2 separate regions of the Homo sapiens genome follow, and region 2 is linked to region 1. A link is an interaction called in ENCODE POLR2A ChIA-PET data of the cell type or tissue named here. Cell type or tissue: IMR-90. All regions are shown on one strand.

Evidence for each region. Peaks named below come from ENCODE experiments on the same cell type or tissue, not always from the same donor. Only the 100,000 strongest peaks of a DNase experiment are listed, where the experiment ranks them.
Region 2: POLR2A ChIA-PET joins it to region 1 with 18 read pairs; 5 of 35 experiments call an interaction of 5 or more read pairs at or near these places.

What each region holds. Positions count from the first base shown.
Region 1 is chr15:88,984,287-88,992,286 of GRCh38, forward strand. It overlaps the pseudogene LOC100129942. Among named protein-coding and RNA genes, the nearest start is that of CARMAL, 53 kb to the right of the region's middle. RefSeq lists cis regulatory regions at 1,152-2,042, 2,800-3,019. In IMR-90, no CTCF peak of the experiment used is centred here; DNase peaks (open chromatin) are centred at 3,985 and 5,565; H3K4me3 peaks cover 298 bases; H3K27ac peaks cover 3,638 bases.
Region 2 is chr15:89,092,703-89,100,702 of GRCh38, forward strand. All of the region lies in intron 1 of ABHD2 (abhydrolase domain containing 2, acylglycerol lipase), which reads left to right. All of the region lies in intron 2 of LOC124903573, which reads right to left. Among named protein-coding and RNA genes, the nearest start is that of ABHD2, 8.2 kb to the left of the region's middle. In IMR-90, no CTCF peak of the experiment used is centred here; a DNase peak (open chromatin) is centred at 4,259; H3K27ac peaks cover 605 bases.

The DNA.
Region 1 (8,000 bases):
CATAGAATTAGCGGCGTAATCCAGCAATTCCACTCCCAGGTATTCAACTCCTAAGAACTGAAAACAAGTGTTCGAACAAAAACGTATACACAAATGTTCACAGCAACATTCTTCACAATAGCCAAAAGGTAGAAACAACTAGATGTCACCAACCAATAAATGGATAAAAGTGGAATATCCATGCAATGAAATATTATTCAGTCATAAAAAGGAATGAAGTACTACATGCTACAACATGAACCAACCTAAGAAACATTCTGCTAAGTGAAAGAAGACAGATACAAAAGGCCTTATATTGTATAATGCCATTTATTTATTTTTTAATTTGTTTTTGAGATGGAGTCTCACTCTGTCACCCAGGTAGGAGTGCAGTGGCACCATCTCAGCCCACCGCAACCCCCACGCCCTGGGTTCAAGTGATTCTCCTGCCTCAGCCTCTGTAGTAGCTGGGACTACAGGTACCACCACCATGCCTGGCTAATTTCTGCATTTTTAGTAGAGACGGGGTTTCACCATTTTGGCCAGGATGGTTTCGATCTCCTGACCTCCTGATCCACCTGCCTCGGCCTCTCAAAGTGCTGGGATTACAGGCGTGAGCCACCGCACCCAGCCGTATGATGCCATTTATATGAAATACCCAGACTAGGCAAATCTGTAGAGACAGAAAATAGATTGGTGGTTGCAGGGGGTAGGGGAAAAGGGGAGTGGGGAATGACGGCTTCATAGGTAGAAAGATTTCCATTTGGAATGTTGGAATGATGGAATATGCTGGAACTAGATAGTGGGTAAGTTTGCACAAAATTGTGAATGTACTAAGTGCTACTGAGTTATACACTTAAAATGGTTAAATGGCATGACTGGGTATGATGGCTCATGCCTATAATCCAGTGTTTTGGGAGTACAAAGCAGGAGGATGCCTTGAGGCCAGGAGTTGGAGACCAGCCTGGGCGACATAGTGAGACTCAGCCTCTACCAAAAATTTTAAAAAATAAAATTAGCTGGGCATGGCGGTGTTCCTGGACCAAACTGAGGGTCAGTCTGCTATTTCTCGAGGCCCAGTAATGAGATGCAGATGAACTGGGGAGGAAGAGAGTTTTTATTTCTGTAACCCGTTACAGAAAGAAGGCCTGGAAATTATCACCAGACCAACTCAAAACTACAGAGTTTTTCAGAGCTTATATACCTTCTAAGCTCTATGTCCGTGTGGAAGTGTGCATTCATCTAAAGACATAAGTGATTAACTTCTTTTACTCTACAACTAAGGTCTGAGTCCGGAAGACCTTCTTCAGGAGCCTCAGTAAGTTAATCTAAATGGGTCTGGGTGCTGTGCTGGGGTGATTACCCTTATCTTGTCTCCTGCTAAATCATGGAGGTTTGAGGAGTTCCTTCAGACCTCCAATAACCATGTTTGTGGAGGCCTGGGGAGTTTCTTCAGAACCCCAATAAAACTTGTTTAATTCTAAATGGGTCCTGTTAAGAATTCCTTCATTATTTTGTCATGCTTTAAGGCCCAGAAAAGGCCTAGGCAAAACTCTTGGTGGGCTTTTGTTACATTCCAGCCTTTGTGATACGGTTCCGATGACTGGAGGAACACCAGCGTCTTCTGTCTCACACTGATAGGATTAACGACATGGACACACGTGGAGTGACTTTAAGGCACGAAAAGTTTAACAGGCAAGAAAGAAGGAAGGAAGAGGAAAACTCCCCCATACAGAGACAGAGGGAGGGGGGATTCCAACAAAAAGAAAACCCCATGTGTGGCAGAAAAGTGGTTGCTTATGTTGCGATGCTGGAGGAGGTGGTGTCTGGTTTCCATAAGACCCAGGGGATTGGTTGGACCAGGTGAGTCATTTACACAGCCCTCAAAAAACCTGGCCCTCCCACCTTAGTCCTCTAATATGCAAATGCGGGTCGCCATGATATTCCGAACACATGGTGTTATCTGGAGGTGGCCATGACACTTGGTACTCCCGGTTACAAGGAGAAGATGGTGGGAATCGCCATATTGAGTGAGCCCAGTTTCTAATGGCTGGCATTTGCATATTAAAGCTTGCTGGCCCAGCCCTTCGAGCCACCTTTTCTGTTAGAAAAGAGATGGTTCAGGGGTTGTTTCTTATTACAAGAAAATTTCCACCAAGAACCTTTGCACTTACTATCTGCCTAAAAATTATTTCTTAATAACTCCTGTATCATTTGTATAAGGGTACTGGCTTTTCTTCAGCTTTTAATATTTAACCTAACCACTCAGTCAGTACTGAAACAGCTGCGCTGGAAGCCTGCGTTAGTGAGACCTGGCCTGCCACAGTGGTCCCCTCCTGTAGTCCCAGCTACTCAGGAGGCTGAAGTGGGAGGATTGCTTGAGCCCAGGAGTTTGAAGCTACAGTGAGCTATGATCATGCAACTGCACTCCAGCCTGGGCGAGAGAGACCCTGTCTCTAAAAATAAATAAGTAATAAATTAAAATGATTAAAATGATGAATTTTACATTATGCACACTTTACCATGGTAAACTAATCAAGCTGGAGTCACAGCTCTGCTCCTGCCTCTCGGGAGTGTAACTGGTGCCCACCCCTTTCCAAGCCAAGGTGATAGGAGCCCACCTTGTTTCTGTTTTGTTTTGTTTTGTTTTTTTGTAAACATCCAAATGACTTCTTTCTTATTTTTATTTTCACTTTTAAGAAAGTTGTGAAACAAAGAAACAAAACAGGTAGGTTTTACTCACGGTAAAACTCTGGGTGATAACACAAGGCAATAATGAGGGGGTTGGGGACTGAGTAAATAAACCCAGAGAGAAGTAAACAATACCAGAGGGAGCAGCAGCTGATGGCATGTGGGAGGTGAGGACCCGGTAAAGGGGCGTCCAGGGTCTGAATCAGCCTGGAGCCCCGGGGTGGTGTCTTCACGGGGCGGTGCCTCCACCCAGCTGGGCCTGCACTGCAGGCTGGGCTCAGACCGGGGACGCATCTGGCCCATCAGGACTCCAAGGCACAGGAACCCTTTCCTGGATCTGCTCTCTGCCCCTCCCGGACTCAGGCCCCCTCCTCCACATTCAATTCCCTCGCTCACAGTTCATGAATCCAGCCTCTTGCCTCCTAAACCAGACCCTGCATGAGGCACCCCCTCTCCTGTTGGGGCATTGCACAGCCTGCATGAGGCACCCCCCTCTCCTGTCTGAGGCATTGCACAGCCTGCATGAGGCACCCCCTCTACTGTTGGGGCATTGCACAGCCTGCATGAGGCACTCCCGCTCCTGTCTGAGGCATTGCACAGCTTGCATGAGGCACCCCCCTCCCAGGGGCACTCAGCCGGCTTTGTCTGCCTCTCCCAGGCAACCTCAGGCCGCACCCACACTTTCTAGACCAAATGGATCCCCCAAAATTAAAGATTCCAAACCCGCCGATGCTGAGTGACAGAGTAGAAAGAGCATGGACATCCTGGGCTCCCATGGTGCCCTCCCTTCTGTGACCTTTGATTGTGTGACCTTGACAAGTCACAGAAACTCTCCCCTCAGTGCTGAAAACTGGGAGGCGCAGCATCCACGTTGCCCACTTCCTGAAGCGTTGTGGAGATGGAGTGAGCTGCTGTGTGGGAAAGTGTACAAAGATAAATTAGCATAATGAACTCAGGAAATTTCAAGTCCCAGCCTGACTTGCCGTGTTCCCCTTCTGTCTTCTGCAGTGACCTGGAAGTGCTGTAACCACCCATTCCCTTGCCCAGGGGCCTGCCTGCTCCTCCCAGGCCACTACTCAGAGAGGTCTCCTCTGTGCTTGCTTGGAAGGTTCCTGTAGCTATAAGCAGGTCGCTGAGAGCCCTCTCCCCAGACCCAGCACCCCCGCCCCTGTTCTCTTGCTGTTACCTGTCAACAGGCTTCCTGCTGTTACCGACCCCAGCGCAAGAGCCACAGAAGGCAGCTCTCTGAGGGCACCAGGCCAGGCAAGGCTGAGCATCCTCCCAGGGAGTGAGACATCAGCTTCCCAAAGAAAGGTCTTCGATTACTAGTCTCTTAAAAATGCTTCAAATAAAACAAAAGGGGTTCTACAGCTACAAACGTTTGAGGAATTTGGCTAACCCAAGTTCAACCCTCCCCCTCCTTTCCCTTCCCCCACCCATCTCAGAAACCTACAGTAACCTGCTAAGTTGGGACCACACAGTGGTTAAGGCATGGGTTTTGTTTTGAAGGCAATTTTCAAATACACACAAGGAGAATGATTAGTAAAATCAACTCTTTGGACCAAAGGAGTTAAGGACATAACACCCCAAAATACCCTGACCTGGCATATTGATTATTTCAAGCCGAAAGCATCTGAGAAGCAGCAGTTGTAGATAAGATAGGACCTTCTGAGCCACCCTTTTGTCACCTCCCCATGGGTTCTTCTTGCCTGCTGCTTAGATAGAGTAGATTTATCAAGGCAGGGGAATTGCAATAGAGAAAGAATTTTATAGACGTAGGGCCGGCTACACAGAAGATCGGAGTTTTTTTTCTTTTTTCTTTTTGAGTTCAGGATTATATATATTACAATTTGCCTTGTTATAATACATTTGTGGCTTTATGATAAAAATAACTCAGGGACATATGGAATTCAAGCTGATTTGCGTAACTGTCACAAGAAAAAAAGCATTAAATGCATTTCTGAAATAAGTATTTTCATTTAATTTCAGAATCTCAAAACAGCATTAGACCTTGCCTTGTTTAAAAAAAATTAAGTTAAATACTAAGCTAAATAACCTTCTTGAAAGGTTTAAAAACACAATTGATATAGAAAATGTTTTCCCTCTAATCTCAACCTTACATAAATGGAACAGGTGAGGAAGAAAAGGTAGACAATTTCTTTAGCAGCCTATATGGCTAAATCCATCAAACACTAACTGGGGAAATATCAAAAATTAACCATTTCATAAACCAAAAGATAACAATTTTAGGGTTACAGTAAGTAAAATATTTTTGAAACACTTCAAAAACTTTTAACCATAAACTAGAGAATCATCTCTTCATTGTACGAAAGAAAGGACTAACAGAAAGTAAGACATTTAAACTAAACTGATTTTCAATCCTCTTAGAACAAAATGAAAAATAATGGTGGATTAGCTAAGCTTTGTGCTCTAATCAAACTAATTACAGTGATTTAAAATGGCAACAGCCCATCAGACTGGGCAGCTTGACAGTTCAGAATACTTTTGCAATAGTTTTTTAACGCAAAGACACTAAAATGATGGGGTCATGCAATGTCCATCTTATGCATTCTGCATCTCTTTGCCAACCTCGTAGCTAAGGATCTTGTTCCAATCAATCTTAGTGCGTGTAAGTAGCAATTGTCGATGTAAGGCTTTGAAAGTAGTGTCCGACATTGTCTGATAATTCTCACTAATGGCAGTCTGGTATTCATTTTCTGCAGCTTTTACAATCTTTGTAGATTCTTTTGCTGTTTGCACTTCATTAGACACTGTTAGGGAATCTTGTATATCTTTATGACTCACTAGCTGAACATTACTGTCTTCATAATAATGAACCTGAATTTTCAAGATGCCAACCACTTGAGTGGTTGAAGGAGTGATTATAAACCTCCATTCTGACCTCCAATGACCATTCCAAAAGTTTTTTGCTTGGAACTGATGGCTTTCTATGCATGCAATAGTGGTTTGCTGTCCATCTATTTTTTTTTTTTGCTATACGCAGTGCAGACTCCATTCGGGTAATGTTCTTTTACGTAAGCTCACAGAGTAGTTTCTACTTAAGTTCTCCATGATTCAATTGCATTTTCTACTTCACAGGGTCTTGGATCAGTTGCCTCCTTTCTTAAGTGATCAAATTTAAAACAGATTCTGTTCTTTGGATCCTAAAACTTTCCATTTCCCAAGTCGCCATGTTTTGTCATCAATACCTGATCTTCATAACCTTCCATTTTTACAGGAGTAAACTGCTCCAAGTTATACTGTGCAGACGCACGGGCTGCTTTTTCCCTTCTCTTCATCAGACAGCTCCTCCTCCAGACCCGCCATCTTCCTTCTAGCAACAAACTGTGGCGGGGGCGGGGGCAGTGGCCACGTGACTTACCCCTTTCCGTGCGGTGCTCGGCGCCGCGCACCACCCCCGGAGTTTTATTATTACTTAAATCAGCCTCCTCAAAAATTGGAGGCTGAGGTTTTTCGAGGACAGTTTGGGGGAAGGGCGGGTGGCTGGGCAATGGGTGCTTGCTGCTGATTGGCTCGGGGTGCAATCATAGGGGTGTGGAAAATGGTCTTCGTGTAGTGAGTTGCTTCTGGGTGGGGCCACAGGAGCAGCTGGCCGGTCCTCGTGGAGTCATCGGTTGTCAGAAATGCAACAAGACATCTCAAAAGGCCAATCTTAGGTTCTGTCATAATGATGTTATCTGCAGGAATAACTGGGAAATTTGCATAGCTTTTTTTTCTTTTCTTCTCTCTCTTTTTTTTTTTTTGTTCTGCTCTGCTGCCAGGCTGGACTGCAGTGGTACTATCTCGGCTCACTGCAACCTCTGCCTCCCGGGTTCAAGCCATTCTCCCACCTCAGCCTCCCGAGTAGCTGGGATTACAGGTGTGTGCTACCATGCCTGGCTAATTTTTATATTTTTAGTAGAGATGGGGTTTCACCATGTTGGCCAGGCTGGTCTGGAACTCCTGACCTCAAGTGATCCTCTCGTCTCAGCCTCCCAAAGTGTTGGGATTACAGGCATGAGCCACTGCGCCCAACCCATATCTTTGTGTAAAATAATTTTTTTTTAAATAAATAGAGACAAGGTCTCAGTATATTGCCCAGGCTAGTCTCAAACTCCTGGGGTCAAGAGATCCTCCTGCCTTAGCCTCCCAAAGTCCTGGGATTACAGGTGTGAGTCACCGTATCTGGCTGGAATTGGCATATCTCATGACCTCCAGAATAATGGCTGCAGTCATTTATGTCTACACATCCAGTGGTCTCTCATTAGTGTTGTGGAAAAAACTGGGTTCTTTTCTCACAGTCATGACAGGCTCACAGACACTTTGAAGGGTGAGAAGGGTAGGATTTATTGGGTGAAAAGGAACAACAAAAAAAAGGGAACAGGGATTCTTAGCAAAGCAAGAGTCCTGCTAGCAGGCTTCCCGCCTCACAGATTGAATCCCAGGTTACCACCCAGGAACAGGAGAGGCCAGGTTCCTCTCCCCTGCAAAGGGCGCAAACTTCCCATGGCTCCAGCCCATTCTCCCCCCCACACCCCTGTTCTCCCAGTGCCTTCATAAAACTGATCATTCTTTGTCCAAAAGGCTTTCTGCTTTGGTCATTTCTTAGGTCTTCACTCTCTTGTGAAGATCCTCATGTGTATGTAAAATTAATAAAACTTGTAGCTGGGCTTGGTGGCTCACGCCTGTAATCCCAGCACTTTGGAAGGCCAAGACAGGAGGATCGCTTTAGCCTGGGAGATCAAGACCAGCCTGGGCAACATAGGGAGACTCTCTCTACAAAAAATGTAAATACTAGCTGGGTATGGCATGCCTGTAGTCCCAGCTGCTCGGGAGGTTAAGGTGGGAGGATTCCTTGAGCCCAGGAATTTGAGGCTGCCGTGAGCTGTGATCACACCACTGAACTCCAGCCTCGGTGACAGAGCTAGACTCCGTCTCAAAAACAACAAACAAACAACAAAAAACTTGAATGCTTTTCTCTTGTTAATCTTTCTTGTATTTAATTTGGTTCCTAAACCCAGCCAGATATTCCACTTCAGAACTAAGACAGTGTTAACCCAAAATTAGAGACTGAGCCAGGGGTCTCAGTTCATCGAGATTTGTTGAGTGAGAGTTTGAGGTCACACCCAGGAGAAACAGGCCACAGAAACATCTGTGGCCCATGCTCTTAGAAGCAGTTTTCAGAATTTACAAATGTCTTTAAAGGGAAGAAGACACCTAGGAAGAGGGAGTTAGGAGGTGAGTTTGTAATCGAACTTCTCAGTGTGAAAAATCTAACAGACTTTAGTTTTAGGGGTTAGGCTTAGGTTACAAACCTAAAGTTATACTTA
Region 2 (8,000 bases), 110 kb after region 1:
TGTACACCACCCCTTTTTGCAGAAATGGTAGCACACTGCATACATGCTATTTGGAACCTTGCCTTTTTCACTTAATATTTCTTGGCAGTGTGAAAAGAGCTTCCACGTCATTTTTTATGAAGGCCGTCTATTTTAGATATCTGTTTTCTGTTTCTAAGGATGCTAAAAAACAGTCTTATTTAGGCAGCAGCTTTGCTGGAGATCTTAAAGATCTTGTGAATATTTGGAGGCAAATATTTTTCTTTTCTGTGAGAGCCCGGGGGAGGTGCAGGGGAGCTTCTAAAGGTCAGCTGAGAAGGGAGAGCTGGGGCACTGGAGAGTGAGGAACGCATTGGTCCTTGGGCCCTTCTTCGCCTTGCCGTCTGTGCAGAATGTGCTAGCATTTCCAGGGAAAGTTTGCCGTTTGCTCTCTGTTCTCCAGAGAAGCTTCCTGGCCTCCCCAAGTCACATTTCCAGCATCTTTTTTCATTCTTTTTTTTTTTTTTTTTTTTTTTTGAGACAGAGTCTCACTTTTGTCTCCCAGGCTGGAGTGCAGTGGCGCAATCTTGGCTCGCTGCAACCTCTGCTTCGCGGGTTCAAACGATTTTCCTGCCTCAGCCTCTCAAGTAGCTGGGATTACAGGCACACGCCACCACCCCCAGCTAATTTTGTATTTTTGGTAGAGACAGGGTTTCACTATGCTGGTCTCAAACTCCTGACCTCAGGTGATCCTCTTGCCTCAGCCTCCCAAAGTGCTGGGATTACAGACGTGAGCCACCGTGCCTGGCCTCATTTCCAGCATCTCTGTTGCATTTCATCCCGTCTCCTGCACCACAGCATCACTCCATTTGTCCTGCCTTTGGGCGTCCAAGAGGAAGCCTGCCCTTTGTCACAGCACTTTCTGTTTGGGTAGCTTTAAGTGTCTCACCCCTTCTTTTCTCTCACCCCAGGAAAAACCAGCTCTCACACCTGCTCCTCTGTAAAGCGTCTTCCCCAAGCCCACACGTAATTTTGTTGCTGTCCTTGAAAGTATTTCCCAAGATCTCCAAACCGCTTTAAACTTCCAAGGTCTGAGCCTGACCTGGCCTCGCTAACAAAGGGTTCCACTGATGCCGACTCTAAGAAGAAAGTTTTCAAGGTTCTTCGTATTTGAACTTTCTATGGCTAGGCTTATGTTTAAAATAACCACACTGATTTAAACATGGTCTTATAGTCTTCAGTGGCTCCCAGGTCTTGCCTCTCGGGTTTTTTTTCCTCTTTCCTTTGAATGTGCCTTAACCTTCGTCTTGCTTTTATTTACCTCTGAGTCTGGTTTAGAGCCACCTGGAAATTGAATGGAATCTTTAGTCTATTAGTCTAATCTAGAGTCCTTACCTTCTGGCCTTTGCTCATTGCAGAGCCCCCACATTATTAGTCAGTTGTACCACAGATACTGTGTTACATAAGGTGAGGAGAGGGAGGTGGTGTTATCAGTTCCACTTTTTCCAGGCTAGAGTGCAGTGGCCCGATCTCGGTGCACTGCAACCTCTGCTTCCCGGGTTCAAGCGATTTTCCTGCCTCAGCCTCTCATTTTATCTTGGATAAAAGAGAAGCTTTGAAAGATTGCCTCCCTATGTGTACAGTCACTGTAGGCATGTATTTGTGTACTGTTTACTTAGTCATGTCAATGAGGGCAATAAAAAACAAAAATCAGGAAGCCCAACATGGATTGCTACATTTTAATTCTTTCAAATAAGGAAATACAGCAGGGCTTGGTGTCACTACGCCTGTAGTGACAGCACTTTGGGAGGCCGAGGCGGGCGGATCACCTGAGGTCAGGAGTTTGAGATCTGCCTGATCAACATGGTGAAACCCCGTCTCTACTAAAAATACAAAAATTAGCTGAGCATGGTGGTGTGCGCCTGTAGTCCCAGCTACTTGGGAGACTGAGGCAGGAGAATCACTTGAACCCAGGAGGCAGAGGCTGCCGTGAGCCAAGATCGCACCACTGCACTCCAGCCTGGGCGGCAGAGCAAGACTCCGTCTCAAAACAGCAACAACAACAACAACAAAAACAAATAAGGAAATACAAAAGCCCTGTCATCTAAAAAGATATTTTAGCCTGGGTGCGGTGGCTCACACCTGTAATCCCAGTACTTTGAGAGGCCGAGGCAGGCGGATCACTTGAGACCAGGAGTTCGAGACCAGCCTGGCCAACATGATGAAACCCCATATCCACTAAAAATACAAAATATTAGCCGGGCATGGTGGTTCACACTCAGAATCCCAGCTACTCGGGAAGCTGAAGCAGGAGAATCACTTGAACCCGGGAGGCAGAGGTTCCGGTGAGCCAAGATTGAGCTACTGTACTCCAGCCTGGGTGACAGAGCAAGACTGTGTCTCAAAAAAAAAAAAAAAAAAAAAAGATATTTTAGCACCAAAAATGTTGGAAGATCAATATCTCAGATTAAAGAGCACCTTCTAACCAGGACATATTTAGCTTACTAAAAAGGTTGAGTTAATGGCCATTGAATTATGCTGTTTGGGAGGGCCTAAAGTCGAGGATTCTACTCAAGGAGAGGTTCCTCTTTTGCAGTTTCCTTAAACAATGCTCGTTACTCTTTTTCTGGGAAATCAGGCCATTGATTTAGTTTAGTTAACCTAACTGCAGCAGCATTTGGCGGGGCTTTGCGCCCAGTTTTTCAGGTGGTACAGACTACACAATGTTGATATGCAATTGTAGCACCTTATAGTGAGGTGAACTTATACTGGAAATCGTTCTTTGAATCCTGAAGCCTGGATTTGTCATGTTTGAAGTGCCACGTTTTAGTTCTTAAGGACTGAGGAGTGGGAGGGGGCTGAGGTGAGACCCCAGCAACCTGCTGGAATTAAGTAAGGCTCTTCAGTGGTATTTACACATAAGTTCTTTGGAAGCATGTACTTAAACTTACTAAATCCATGATTTGGTATGCCCGGTAATGGCCCAGATGGCTTCTGAGATACAGCATGACCTCTCTTCCGTGTCCCCACCACACTTTTTGCTTTCCTCGTGTAGCACCATCACATTCATTTTGTGCTATGGATTTCCCAATCCAGGGCTGAGGATGTGTCCTTGAGGTTCCTTGGGTTCTCATTAGATTACAAACTCAGACGTTTTGGTTTCGTGTTAATGATAATTGAAAATGTTTTACAAGCCTGTCCTGGAATGTTGGGATACCTAATTATAATATCAAGGTGCACCCACGTCGTCTCAGTGCCTCCCCCGTTTGTATGTGAATTTCTGATGAATTGAAGCCAGGTAAACCCCACTATAGAGAAAAATACAGAGATGAACTTCGCGCAGAAAAGATATGAGAGCATCATGTGAAGTCAAATGATACCACACAGCACTGTGTAAATGAAGGCTGTAGCAGTGGTCCCAGCGAGAAAAGGAGTGTGAGAATGGACTTGTCACACTGTACCTGTCAGTGTAGGCTCTCGGGATCCATAGAACCTGCCCAGGCACAGGCAGGACCACACTGACATTGTCTGCAGGTATTTCAGGTCTGAAAAATGGCATTAGTCTCATTACATTAATGTAGCTCATCTGAATTTACTGTTTGAGTAATTTTATGTTTTTATAAATGTGCCTGGATCTCTGTAATCGTAAAAGTGCCAAAGGAAGTTTATGCTCCATACTGAGTACTATTTGTACTGTTTGTGCATTTTAAGAAATAATATAATAAATAATAGTTGGATAAAAGTAGTTTAATTTAAATTTAAGAATGGAACACAAAGTAATGTAACCAGGGGCATCTGGCAGGACTAGTTTTTCCCCTCAGAGGAAGCCATTTGGTACCTGAGTTTGAAAGACCCCAGTGCAGGAATCGAAGCTCTGGGAGGCAGACAGAGGTTTCCAGTCATGTTTGTGTCATTCATATGGCTCCTTTCCATGTGCTGACCATTTGAGAAATATTAGCTGAGTTGAAGAGTTAATTGACATAATTGGTTTTCTGCCTTGAGGTCCTGTCTGTTCGGACCCTGAAAGTGATAAAGTTATTTGGAGAACTTGAGAAACACTCCCAAAGAGAGTGACAAAAGTTACTTATGGGTTTGGGAAAGACACTTTACAGGGGAGCAGGTACAAGTCATCATACCCGTTTGTACGTGCAGCCAACACTTACCTTCTACATTAATGAAAGGAAGACTTCCAAAACTAATTTCTCTGTTTCTTTTTGTTTGTTTATTTTTGGAGTGAGTGATAAAGGTTTCTTGTTGATATTTGCGTGACCTAAACTCTTGCCAGAATTGCAGTAGCTGGCAGCAGCCTCAAGTTTATTTTCCACAGGCAACTCATCAGCCCAGGGACAGTAGAGGCTTGATCGCAGCTGAAAGTTGGGGTGAGCTTGGGCCTTTGTGACTAGCAGGACTGTTTGTCATATTGCTAAATAATCACTCATTCATTTATTAGCTTTTTATTCTGGGAATTTTAAAGATATACAGAAGTAGAGAGAATCATATAATGAACCTCCAAGCCCCACAAAACCCATCCCAGCTTTAACAATAATCAACTCATAACCACTCACATTTACTCTGTCTTCCTAGCTACTTCTCCCAGCTCACATTAATTTTGAAATAGATCCCAAACATCATATAGTTGCATCTGTAAATATTTCCATGATAATTCTTAAATATAAAGACTCCTTTGTTAAACACCCATTATTACTCTTTGAAAAATTAACACTAATCCTTTAATATCATCAAATATCATCATTGTTCAAATTTCCAATTGTTTAAAAATGGCATAAGTGTTTTTCTCCTTAAGCTTAATTTTTGTGAGTTAGGATTCAAGTAAGGATTAGACATTATGATTGATTGCTCTACCATTTATGTCTCTTTTAAGCTATAGGTCCCCTTTTCTTTTCTTTTTTCTTCTTTTCCCTGTAATTTGTTGGAGAAACTGGGTAGTCTGTCCAGTAGAGGTATTTGTTTACTTTTGACAGATAACGCATTCATGTGTTATAACATTCAAAAGGTACAACATAGTAAAGAGTGGAAAACTTCCTCCCAAGAAGCACTCAATGTTACTAGTATCTTGTATATTTTTTCAGAGATCTTTTATGTGTGTCCCAGCAAATGTGTATGCATCTATATTCTTTTTCTTTCTTTTTTATATAACTGGTAGCATATTGTACATGTTGTTCTGCTCCTTGTTTTAGTCACTTAACATGGAATTATACATGTTAGCAAATTTCTTGTTTTTTCTTTTTTGAGACAGTCTCACTCTGTCACGCAGGCTGGATTGCAGTGGCAGGATCTGGGCTCACTGCAGCCTCCACCTCCTAGACTCAAGTGATCCTTCCACCTCAGCCTTCCCAGTAGTTAGGACTACATCACACCCAGCTAATTTTTGTGTTTGTTGTAGAGATGGGGTTTCACCATGTTGCCCAGGCTGGTCTCAAATTCCTGAGCTCAAGTGATCCACCCACCTCAGCCTCCCAAAGTGCTGGGATTACAGATGTGCGCCATGGCACCCAGGCAAATTTTAGCAAATTTCTACATATATTGTTTGGCATCCTATTACTTTTTCTCATGTATTCAATTATGTCATTACTATTTCCTAAAAATTGAGGGACATACAATATTCCTAGGATTATGTGATTGTGCTAGAGTCCTCACAGCTGGGAAATGTTCTTTTTTCTCATTCAGAGAATGAGAAAAATTCAGAGTTCAGCAGGCATTTATTGAGCTCTTTCCCTGCTGGACGCTGTGCCAGACACTCTGTCCTGAGGAGTTTCCCTGGGGCCTGAACACCCTGTGCCCCACTATGGGCCATAGAGGAGGCTTTCCACAGTGCTAACTGAGCTTCCAACCCCTTCCAGCTCCTTGTGTGGCCTGAACTGTATTCACACTGTAGACATTAGCTTCTCAGGTTCCAAATATCCTGGCTGCAGTTCCCTCCTCTATTCTGATCATGTAAATAAAGTGCTTGCTCATTCTTGTCAATGATGTTGACAAATGTACCCTTCTAAATAGTGGGATGATGGAAAATGCCGAGTAGATTATAGCCAAGGATATTTTTCCCAATTTAGAAAACATAGTTCCTTTCCCTCCATCTATCATTAATATCACCCATCAGTCTATTTATTGACTCTACATATAAATTCTGGATGTTGCACTGACATCGCAAGAGAAATCAGCACTTTGCCACAAAAGAGCTTATAAGAGGAATGCAGATTTCTTTAAGTCTCTTATGGATGAGCAGAGAGGCCTCATGGAGCTTCTGTAAAGCTGAATTATCAAGGCTGAAGTGATCAGAATCCATCCAGCTCTGCAAACAGCTTATAAGATGGATGGGTGCCTTGCTTCTCTGTATTCCTAGAGCCTCACCAGGGCCTGGCACAGGGAGGGTCCCTGGTCCTCAGTTTCCTTGCCTGCATTAATAGTAACTCACAGCGGTTGTGAGCACCAAATGAGGTAATGTCGGAGGATGCACTTTGTCAGTAAGTTAGGCATTCAGTCTTCACTGTCAACACAAATGCATTCTGTGACATGTTTGAGGAGTAAATGAGGTAATGTATTAAAATCACGAACACTTTATAAACGATAGAGCTACACAAATAGGACATTTTCTTATCATCCAGCTTTGTTCCTTCATTTAAAGTTATCATGATTTGGCCAGGCTCAGTGGCTCATACCTGTATAATTCCAGCACAGTGGGAGGCTAAGGTGGGAGGATCACTTGAGGCCAGTAGTTGGAGACCAGCCTGGAAAACATAGTGAGACTCCATCTCTGCAACAACAACAACAACAAGAAATTTTAATTAGCCAAGTGTGGTGGCACATACCTGCAGTCCCAGCTACTCGGGAAGCTGAGGCAGGAAGATCACTTGAGCCCAGGAGTTCAGAGTTGCAGTGAGCTATGATTGCACCACTGCACTCCAGCCTGGGTAACAGAGCAAGACCTTGTCTCTATAAATTAAAATAAATAAATAAAAGGCGGGGTGCAGTAGCTCATACCTGTAATCCCAGCACTTTGGGAGGCCGAGGTAAGTGGATCACTTGAGGCCAGGAGTTCAAGACCATCCTGGCCAACATGGTGAAAAATATAAAACTAAGCTGGGCATGGTAGTGCACACCTGTGGTCCCAGCTACTCGGGAGGCTGAGGCATGAGAATAGAATTGCTTGAACCCGGGAGGTGGAGGTTGCAGTGAGCCAAGATCATGCCGCTGCACTCCAGCCTGGGCAGCAGAGCAAGACCCTGTCTCAAAAAATAAGTAAATAATAAAGATACAGTGATTTAAAGATAACAGTATCAGAGCCAAAGAACAATACTAGATTCTAGGATGAGAGTCTTTACCCTAACTTATGGTTCACAGATTTAATATTTTGTCTGGGCAGCCGGTAGAGGAGCTTATGGTCTGGAATGGGAGAAGGAACGTGTGTGTGATCCATGTTACCTGTAGAAGACATTTAAATTAGCATTGATCATGATTGCTCACAGGCAAGTCAAGACCAGACTAACCAGGCTTGAGGACCCAGACATTTGGCTCTGGACTGGGATCTTCCAGCCTTGGTGAATGAAGTCTCTCCTTTGTCTTCTCTGGTGAGCACACCACTCCCAAGTTCACATTGTGTTGTTAATTTTTTTTTTTTTTTTTAAGAGACAGGGTCTTACTCTGTCACCCAGGCTGGAGTGCAATAGTGCGATCATAGCTCACTGTAGCCTCAATCTTCTGTGCTCAAGTGATCCTCCCACTTGCCCGAAGCCACACAACTAGTAAGTAGTGTAGCTGCAGTTCAGGTCAAATCTGTCTGTGTCCAGATCCTGCAAGTAGCCTCTCTACCCCACCACCAATGTACATCTACAGAAAGCATCTCAATGAAGCAGAAATCTTTGTAGAAATATTTTTCCATTCTCCTTAGATGTTAAAAAGGAACCTTATTGGCCAGGCAAAGTGGCTCACGCCTGTAATCCCAGCACTTTCGGAGGCTGAGGTGGGTGGATCACGAGGTCAGGAGTTCGAGACCAGCCTGGCCAACATAGTGAAACCCTGTCTCT